Regions from separate parts of the Homo sapiens genome. Here region 2 is linked to region 1. Evidence: read pairs that join two places in POLR2A ChIA-PET (ENCODE). Cell type or tissue: Panc1. All regions are shown on one strand.

Region 1 (5,000 bases):
TTTAAACTGGAAGGTGTTGCCTAACAGTCCTCCAGAATGTCTACACCAACAGTGTGTAGGAGTATACATGTGACTTTTGCTCTGCTTTTAAAGTCAATGAAAACTCATTTGTGTATAATCACAGAATACAGATTCTAGTAGCCTGTTAATAAAGTTTAAAGAATTTCTAGATAAAAATTTGAGCTTCTGGACATATTACAATTAACTGTTTGAAAAAACCACATCCCTTTTCCTTTCCCAGAGCTGAGGAAGTTAGATGAAAACAAGTCAGTCATTTGAAAGTGGGAAGAGTAAGCCTTCTAGAGCTTGTATGAAAGAAAGCCCAGCTTGATTCAGAACCTGAAGTGCTGTGTAGGACTATAGTGAGTGGGGGAAGAGTGGTTCAACTGAGGCAAAGAGTAGGCAGGGGTCAGACCATGGAGGCATTTGGGAATCTGAATTTCATTTCAACTATAATAAGCAACCGAAGGATTTTAAACAAGAAAAGATCTTTTTATCATGGGATGAAACAGGGAGATTAATTTGGAGGTTACTGAAATTAGTGGTTGATGGTGGCTTGAACTAAAGCTTGTGCCGCTAGAGATGGAGAGAAGACAAAGCAAAGATATCCATGATGTAGGCTGTATCAACAGAATTTGCTAGTAATGGACTAGATGTAGTGGTAAGAAAGAACAAGAAATTAAGGAAGATCCCCAGACTTTTGGCTTAAGTAACTGGGTAGAGTGATGCTGCCATTGATGCATGGGGAGAAGGCTGAAGATGGCAGACAAGAGTTTGGTTTTTGGACTTCAGATGTCCAGGAGACACCTGAGGGTCCATGTCAGGTAGGCATCTGGATAGACATGACTGAGGTGTTCAGAGGAAGGGAAGAGCTAAAGTTATACATCTGGAAGTTCTCAGGCATAGAAAACATACTTAAAGTAACAGGAATGTGTGTGATCCACCGAGGGTGAGAAGACACATCTCTGCATGGGATTCAGGCTTCTGTCTAAGACTAACACCTCTGAAGCTGAAGAGATCTCAAACCTTCTATTAAATATCACCTTCTGTTAAGTCTAGTGCATTAATACTATATGAAAGTTAATGGGACTAAGAGTAAGACAGTAAAGAATACCAAATCAGACCAGAGAATATAAGGTAAGTGAACACAACCGCATGCAGTAGGCACAATGTAGGAGAAATTAATTACCTTGAGATGCACTGTCAAAGGACTTGATGAGGGTTTTTACTGTAGGAGTTGGCTCTGAGGAAGTCGAGGACCTTCTACTCAGTCCCATTCCCTGCCTTAAGGCTGCCAAATCTCTCTCAACGGCATTCATGTAATTGTATACCCGGCCTCGCTCCTCCTCTTGCCTGAAAATAATATTGAAATCAGAGCATTTTTACATAGGTACTAGAACATACACATTTTCCCCTCCCAGCTGAAAGGCATTAAAAACTATCAGTTTAATGGCCGGGCACGGTGGCTCACACCTGTAATCCCAGCACTTTGGGAGGCCGAGGCAGGAGGATCACGAGGTCAGGAGATCGAGACCATCTTGGCTAACACGGTGAAACCCCATCTCTACTAAAAATACAAAAAATTAGCCAGGCACGGTGGTGGGCGCCTGTACTCCCAGCTACTTGGGAGGCTGAGGCAGGAGAATGGTGTGAACCCATGAGGCAGAGCTTGCAGTGAGCCGAGATAGTGCCACTGCAGTCCGGCCTGGGCAAAAGAGCGAGACTCCATCTCAAAAAAAAAAAAAAAACAACAAAAAACTATCAGTTTAAAAAAATTGTATCAGTTGAGCTTAGTAAATTACCTGGTCTAATGTTCTCATTTGCTTGGTAAATACCAGGAAATGATACTGAAATTTTTATATCAGGTTATCCTAAGTAAGTTAAGCAACCATCAAATTCCATTTTCATCTGAGTAAGTGTAAGGTAAGGACATCAGTAATCAATTAGCAGTAAAAAAGGAGGTAGACTGGCTCAGAGCTGAGACTCTCCAGGTCCTGTGCTGCCGAGAAGGCCCTTCTCAGGAGTCTGGAGGTTCACCAGTACCTGATAACTATATAATATTAATTTATACTGGTATAATATTAATTTATACTGGCTCCAGCTAATACATCATGCTTAGCCCACACTCTTTAAAAAAATAAAAATAAAAACAAGGCAAGTGGTGTAGACTTCAAATAGAATTCTACAAAGAAAAAAAAAAAAAAGCCTAGACCCATATTAGTAACATGAGTCCCCTAGAAGCTCAGTGTGATGCATCCTGAGTCATTTGAAAAAATCAATTCCATTTCATTTCTGGCCCATTCTAAATTCACTACGCTGACTAACACAGAATTATTTCATCTGGAATGAGATTACAATTGCAGAGTTTGTATATGTCATATAACTATCAAGTATGTGAATAAAAATTAAGCCAGTCCTTAGGAAAAATCCGTCTTTGGTGGCCATTTGGCTTCTGACAGTATTTTGCCTCAAGATGTACCACAGGCTCTTAAGGTCATTTAGCTGTCATGATTACAACTTTCTTTTCTTTTTTTTGAGATGGAGTTTCGCTCTTGTTGTCCAGGCTGGAGTGCAGTGGCGCATCTCGGCTCACCGCAACCTCCACCTCCCAGGTTCAAGTGATTCTCCTGCCTCAGTCTCCCGAGTAGCTGGGATTACAGGCATGTGCCACCACCCCCGGCTAATTTTGTATTTTTAGTAGACATTGGGTTTCTCCACGTTGGTCAGGCTGGTCTCAAACTCCTGACCGCAGGTGATCCGCTCACCTAGGCCTCCCAAAGTGCTGGGACCACAGGCATGAGCCACTGCGCCCGGCTGATTAGAACTTTTAATAAAGAATCTATAACAGTGACTATCAAACTTTTTGGTCTTAGAGCCCCTTTCTACTCCTAAAAATGAGTAAGGACCCCAAAAAGCTTTTGTTTATAAGAGCTGTCTTCCATTACATTAAAACTAAGAATATATACAAATATTTAATCATCTAAAAATAAAAATAAATACAGGGCTAATATATTTTTATGAAAAATAACTAAGTTTTCCAAAACCAAAAAAAAAAATTAGTAAGAAGAGTAACAGGGCTTTGCATTTTTAAATCATCTCTTTAATGTCTGGCTTAAGAGTAAACAGCTAAACTCTCATTTCTTCTGTATTCAACCTATTTTGATATAAAAAAAGCAAGTCTTACATAGATAAGGCAGGTGGAAAAGGGAAGATTTTAATAGGCCTTTTAGATAACTGTAGCTGTTCTTCTTTGATAACTGCACTAAAATGCAACAAGTAGTAACTTAAAAGTTAGCTCCAATGTGGAATCTGAAACCATATAAGTGAACTTTTCCTATTCTGCCCATTAAAATCCACTGGTCAATCTTGTTTAACATCACAGACTGGCTGTAAGGAAAATACTGGTTCACTGAATTAGACAGATTTTCTAAATTCTGTCATTATACATTTTTTTTAAGTCGCAATGATCTCATCAGAAGACACTTTATGGGAAGCTGCCAAACTCACCAATGGTAAATAACAAATTTTCCAAAATCCTAACATTCACTTCAAAGCCCACATTTTATCACTGGCAACGAATACTGTCAGTTGTTTTCCTTTAAGTGATAGGCTGTCTTAACTGTTTTCACAAAATACCCACCAAATAATACCAAAGTCTGAATGATGCACAGTTTGTCTGTCATTCTCAAGTAAAAAAATGGCATTCCATGAAAAAAGAAAGCAGCTCAAACTAATCACAGCACTTTCCTCAACGTGACCTCACTCTTCAGTATAGTCTTGAGTATAGCACATAAAGCAGAAGTGCTTTTTCTGTACTTCCCATTTTGTCACACAAAATGCTAAAGAGTGTACTCAAGGACTGGGATTTAGTAAAATTAATAATTTAATGTTTTACCAAGGACATCTTTAAGTGAAACCTACATTAAAAAAAAATCAAGTATGTGGTGGTGAAGAGTATAATGACTATGAGTGCAATTTATTGCCAAGACCTTGGTTCATCAACAGTTTACACTTGCTTTTCACTAACAGTTTAGAAGTCAACACAGTGAAAAGGGCAAACAATGTGATGGTATTATGAAGACAGTATGACCTCACAGAGTCCTTAAAGGGCCTTAGGGACACCCAGGAATCTGCAGGCCTCACTCTGAGAACCACTGTCCTACAAGATGCTACCTCTTTCAGAAAGCATTTTAAAAACATGTGTCTCAAAGTCTTATGAATTTTTGAGATCCAAAGGAATGAAACTTTAACAGTAGAATTTCATTCACTCAGGATAACTATAGAATGAAGCATTTCTGATATGTTATTCGTTTAATAATAAAGAGAAAAAAGTAATGTAATACATGTTTTATACTAGTAGAGAAACAATAATCTGTCTCATTCCATGTTCTGCTTAAGGAATCCAATGAAAAATGCTTAGCAATACTTTTCTCTGAGCCATTTACTAGAGCAAGGCAATGATAAGACCATTTTTTAAAGATATACTGTTAGTTTTCTAAATTTCTTCCTATGCCCACTTAATAATTACTCAAACTAAGGAATAATCAAATTCTTAGTAATAACCTCAAACACAAAAATACTATCCCCTACTCTTAGATGGAGTCTCAGTGTGGAGCTCACATGTCACAACTGTCATTTCATCTAATAATTTTCATCAGTTTCCAATGATGTCTATGTTACATGGGGAAAAAAAACCTACTGTGGAGATTCATGCAATTATAAGATAAAACAAGTGAAAATTCCTCAAGTAAGTGATAGAGAGAAACTCACTTTGCATTCTTTACTTGGGTCTCCAAAAATACCAGCTAAAGTATACTGATCATTGCCCTGAGCACTTGGCAGGCATTATCTTATTTAATCCTTATGACAACACTGTAAGGCAGGTAGTATTGTGTCATTTTAAAGATGAGAAAACTGAGGCTCAGGGAAGTCAAGATTCCTGACCAAGATTACAGCTAGTAAGAGGCAGAGCTGGACACGAGCCAAGAATATCTGTCTCC
Region 2 (5,000 bases), 210 kb before region 1:
GTGGCGCACGCCTGTGGACTACAGGCTGCTTGGGTGGCTGAGGCAGGAGAATTACTTGCCACCCGGGAATCGCAGGTTGCAGTGAGCCGAGATCATGCCACTGCACTCCAGCCTGTGCGACAGAGCAAGACCCTGTTGAAAAAAAAGAAAAAGACTCTGTCCCTCCTCCTCAGAGCTCCCACCAAAAGAAGGGCTTTGAGTAGGCATGGTGGGAAGTGAATGCACATGTGGGTCACTGGGCCTGAGAGGGGCAATACTGGAGAAGTGACATCCAAGGGCAGGAGTTAGCTCAGGCACCTGGGAAGCCAGGTATGTCCAGGCAGAGGAACCAGGTGTGCAAAGACCTCCAGGGTGTGAGGGATTATGACAAGCAAAGGCAAGGGTGCAGAGGGTGCTAGGGCAGCAGCCATGGAGGTATTGTCTTAAGGAATGTGGGACCCAGCTCACTGGAGGATTTTCAGTTGGGCTGACCTGCTCTGGCCGGTGTTTTGGGGAGATCACTGCTATTATAGGAGCCTGGATTTGAGGGGATTCCTGAAGGATTGTGGGAAGGTCCCTGAGCAGCCCCTGCAGGGTCTAGGCAGGAGGCAGTGACACTGGCTCCCATGAGGGTGGGAGTGGTGGGCTCTGCGCTGAGGGTCTGTGACCTCCCTCTGTTTCTGCACAGGGGACTTTGTGCAACTGCCTGTGCCCGTCATCCAGCAGCTCTACCACTGGGACTGTGGCCTGGCCTGCTCCAGGATGGTGCTGCGGTGAGTGGGGCCAGGGCTGGGGGCCCAGGTGCTTCCCATCTACATCTTCTGCTCTGGCTTGGGAGAGACCTGGGTGGGATCCATGGTCCATGTAGCTATCTTTGGTTGGGGCTTGCAGGAGGCCAAGCTTCTACCTGGTCCTAGTCCCATCTGCAAAAGTGAGCAAGGGGTGGACCAGGCCTTCCAGCTCTCCATGATAGTAATGTCTGGGGGCTTGGGGTGGCCAGGAAGTCCCAGGTGCCCAGGCCTGTCCTACAAGGCAGTTCTGTGACTGGGATAGGAGGCCCTCCACTCCCCAGTTTCTGGCTCCTGGGAGAATGGGGTGCTGACCGTTAAGCTGAGGCTGTGTGAATATCACAGAAACCTGGACAGTGAGAGCCAAGAGGGACTGTAGCCGTCACCTTGTACAAGAGTTTTTCATTTGGCTTCCTGGAACCACAGGGCAGCTGCATCTTCATCTGTTTTACATCCTGGGAATCTCAGCAAGAGAAAATTCAACAAAAGCGTTCTTTGCCTAAAACTTTGAAAACCACTGATGTGATCAGGGACCTTATTTTAGAGATGAAGCTAAAGAGGCCAGAGAAGACAATGACTTGCTCAAGGTCACAGCCCACAAGACACAATAGATTTGAGAAGCAGAGTCCAGGCCTGCAACTCTGGAGCCAGGACGGTGCCCCAAGCAGCCTGGGCAGTGTGTGGGCAGGACCTAGGGTCTCATGATGAAGGAGGGAGACTTCTGGGGAATGGGACCTGTGACGGGGCTCTTGGGCCAGTGGGTGGAGGGTGACTCAGACCAGTTGACCCTCAAGACCAAGCTGAGCTCCCCAGCTCGTCTACCTGCAGGTACCTGGGCCAGCTGGACGACAGTGAGTTTGAGAGAGCCCTGCAGAAGCTGCAGCTGACCAGGAGCATCTGGACCATCGACCTGGCCTACCTGATGCACCACTTTGGCGTGAGGCACCGCTTCTGTACCCAGACCCTGGGTGTCGACAAGGGCTACAAGAACCAGGTGAGCGACCAGCCACCAGGCCTTCCCATGTGGGGCCACACAGAGGTATAAGGCCACCTGGTTCCAGTAGTTGGAAGAGGGAACAGTCAAGGGCTAGACACCCAGGTAGATACCCAGGTGTGCAGAGACCAGGGAGCAGCAGCAGAGAGGCTATAGGCAGGATTTGGGAGCCAGTCAGAGCAGGTGCCCTTGCAGTCGGGCCTGCCCAGAGGATCTGAGTACTGAGTCCTGGCTCCTGTCCACCTGCCTTCTACAGCCCTCAGAATGTGCAGAGGCCACTTCCTACGTTCTTTCCTACTGTCCTCAGCACAAGGCAGGCCCAGGGCCTCTGAGAACATCACTGACCTCATCCGGCCATCATTTGCACATTTTTTTACTTTTCACCAGGAGAGCCAGCTTTTAAGCTATATAATTGGTAGTCTAGAAGAAAACCAAAATACCATCTTTTCTTTTTTTTGCCTTTTGAAAAATAATGCCAACATAGCCATGCCAGCAAAGTGTGTTCCGTGGACGACACCTAGCTAAGCCAAGCTGTAGCTGAGCTGTCCCAGGTGGTTCAGCCTCATCCCCCTTGCTTATTCGCTACGGGCTCCTGCTCATGCCTGCCAGAGTGTACAAGCCCAAGGGTGATCGATCCTCCCCAGAGAGCTGACCTGAGCCCAGCTGCCCACCCCTCTCTCAAGCATCATCCTCATGCCTCTGTGTGGTCCTGCTTCCCTGCTCCTGCTTAGGACAGACAGCTTTCTGATCTGGCTTGCTGCATGTACCGTCTGCCCTGGCAGGTGGGGCTCCTCTGCCCTCCTGCTGTCTCTGCCTCTGTAACACGCTCTTTATTTCCTTCATCTAAATGGAGTGAAGGCAGCCTGGGTGGTGGCCACTCCATCCCCCTCTTCTCTGTTCAGTCCTTCTACAGGAAGCACTTTGACACAGAAGAGACCCGGGTGAATCAGCTGTTTGCACAAGCAAAGGCCTGCAAGGTGCTGGTGGAGAAATGGTGAGCCCCCCAACTTTCCTACCTGCCCTTCCTCTCATGCCTGCTCACCCACAGATCTGCAGTGGGGAGGCCTCGGGATGGTGTTCAGGAAAGGCTAGGACTCTGGAGCCAGGCAGAACTGGCTACCCGGGTGGCTGTGGGCACTGACTTGCCCCCTTGAGCCTTGGTTTATGGAGCTCACTGGGGCTACATGACCCAGGCTCTGACCAGGGGTGGATCCTGAGCAGGTGCTGGAGGGATAGGTGAGTGAGAGAGATTGCACCCAGCCCTTGGGCTACTTGCAGAAAGACAGCATGGGACAGAACACAAGGCCCCTAATGAAAGGGCGATGGCCTAAGAGGAATGTGCTGGTGCAGTGATTGACAAGGGATGGGGAACAGGGAGGACCCAGTGTGTAAGGGCTGCTGTGACCTTACAAGGGCCTCCTCTTCTCATCTGTATGCATTGGGGCTGGATTCAGGAAGACTCTGGGTGCAGTTTGCCCAGATGTGGGTCACATTCTTTTCTGGGCTACGTGGGAGTGGGGCTCAGACCTGCTGCCTCTAGGTCCTGGACAGGCTCTTCTCAGATTTTCCCTTTCTTTGCGGATTTATATTTTCATTATTGACGTAGTATAATCACATGATAGGTGATTTAGAAAATGGGGGTTTGGGGGCCGGGCGCGGTGGCTCACGCCTGTAATCCCAGCACTTTGGGAGGCTGAGGTGGGCGGATCACGAGGTCAGGAGATCGAGACCATCCTGGCTAACACGGTGAAACCTTGTCTCTACTAAAAATACAAAAAATTAGTCGGGCGTGGTGGCAGGCGCCTGTAGTCCCAGCTACTCGGGAGGCTGAGGCAGGAGAATGGCCTGAACCCAGGAGGCGGAGCTTGCAGTGAGCCGAGATAGTGCCACTGCACTCCGGCCTGGGGGACAGAGCGAGACTCTGTCTGAATCTGCCCTCAAGGAAACAGAAAGGCAAATCCAGGATGTGGGACATTTTCCAAGAGTACTGCCCCGGGCTTTAAAAATCAACAAAACAGGCCGGGCACGGTGGCTCACGCTTGTAATCCCAGCACTTTGGGAGGCCGAGGCGGGCGGATCACGAGGTTAGGAGATCGAGATCATGGTGAAACCCCGTCTCTACTAAAAATACAAAAAATTAGCTGGGCGCAGTGGCGGGTGCCTGTAGTCCCAGCTACTCGGGAGGCTGAGGCAGGAGAATGGCATGAACCCAGGAGGCGGAGCTTGCAGTGAGCCGAGATCGCGCCACTGCACTCCAGCCTGGGCAACAGAGACAGACTCTGTCTCAAAAAAAAAAAGAATATAGTGGGGTGGGATCTCCATTCATACTATGACCACATGGGCACATGTTGGAAGGAAAGGCAGCAAATGTTTATTTAGCAGCCCTCAACAGGTGCTGTCTCCTTGAGTGGGAAAGCTGTTGCTATCTCTGCTTCTCGGGGGAGGAAACTGAGGAGGAGAGAGACACCCAAGGTCACCCCCAGCATCTTGGCCATGCCATGATCTGAACCCATGCTTGTTATTCCTTGAAGCCTGTAGTTTTTCCTTCCAGCCAAGCCCCTGCTTTTTCCCTATAGCTGAAATCCCACTCCTGTGCACTGCCACTGGGAACTCAGCCAGCTATTTTGTTTCAAAGACCAAATGGAAAAATGGCATGTTTCCTTGGCCAAGGCAGCAATCCAAACTGCCACGTGACTCAGCTGTGGCTGAAGCTGGGTCAGGCCACATGGTACTGATGCTGCCACTCCTAAGGAAGGCCCCAAGTGGGTGAGCAGCCCCTCCAGCAAAGATGCAGGAGCCCCTGGCCTAGAGCTCCCCCTGCCCACAGCCCCATCTGCCCTCTGTCCCTCTGGGTGTTTTCTTTTCTTTTCTTTTTTTTTTTTTTAAGAGACAGGGTCTTAATCTGTCATACAGGCTGTAGTGCTGTGGCGCAATATTGCAATACAGCTCACTGCTACAGCCCCAGGCTTAAGTGATCTTCTTGCCTCAGTCTCCCGAGTAGCTGGAACCACAATCTCATACCACCACGCCCCACGCCTGGTAAATTTTTAAATGTTTTTGTAAAGACAGGGTACTGCTGTGTTGCCCAGGCTGGTCTCTAATTCCTAGTCTCAAGCGATCCTTCCGCTTTGGCCTCCCAAAGCACTGGGATTACAGGTGTGAGCCACTGTGCCCAGCCCTGCTCTAGGTTTTCATTTGGATTTGCTGCCTAGTGGAAGGCACAGGATGGGGCAGTGCCT

Evidence for each region. ChIA-PET counts read pairs that join two places held together with the same protein. Peaks named below come from ENCODE experiments on the same cell type or tissue, not always from the same donor. Only the 100,000 strongest peaks of a DNase experiment are listed, where the experiment ranks them.
Region 2: POLR2A ChIA-PET joins it to region 1 with 7 read pairs; 6 of 35 experiments call an interaction of 5 or more read pairs at or near these places.

Annotation. Positions count from the first base shown.
Region 1 is chr22:24,330,763-24,335,762 of GRCh38, reverse strand. It overlaps SPECC1L (sperm antigen with calponin homology and coiled-coil domains 1 like), which reads right to left. Exons shown (of 17, transcript NM_015330.6): 9 at 1,190-1,353. SPECC1L-ADORA2A (SPECC1L-ADORA2A readthrough (NMD candidate)) reads right to left here. Exons shown (of 20, transcript NR_103546.1): 9 at 1,190-1,353. Among named protein-coding and RNA genes, the nearest start is that of SPECC1L, 62 kb to the right of the region's middle. In Panc1, no CTCF peak of the experiment used is centred here; a DNase peak (open chromatin) is centred at 2,285.
Region 2 is chr22:24,544,669-24,549,668 of GRCh38, reverse strand. It overlaps GUCD1 (guanylyl cyclase domain containing 1), which reads left to right. Exons shown (of 6, transcript NM_001284254.2): 2 at 668-752; 3 at 1,596-1,761; 4 at 2,664-2,755. Among named protein-coding and RNA genes, the nearest start is that of GUCD1, 8.0 kb to the left of the region's middle. In Panc1, no CTCF peak of the experiment used is centred here; no DNase peak of the experiment used is centred here.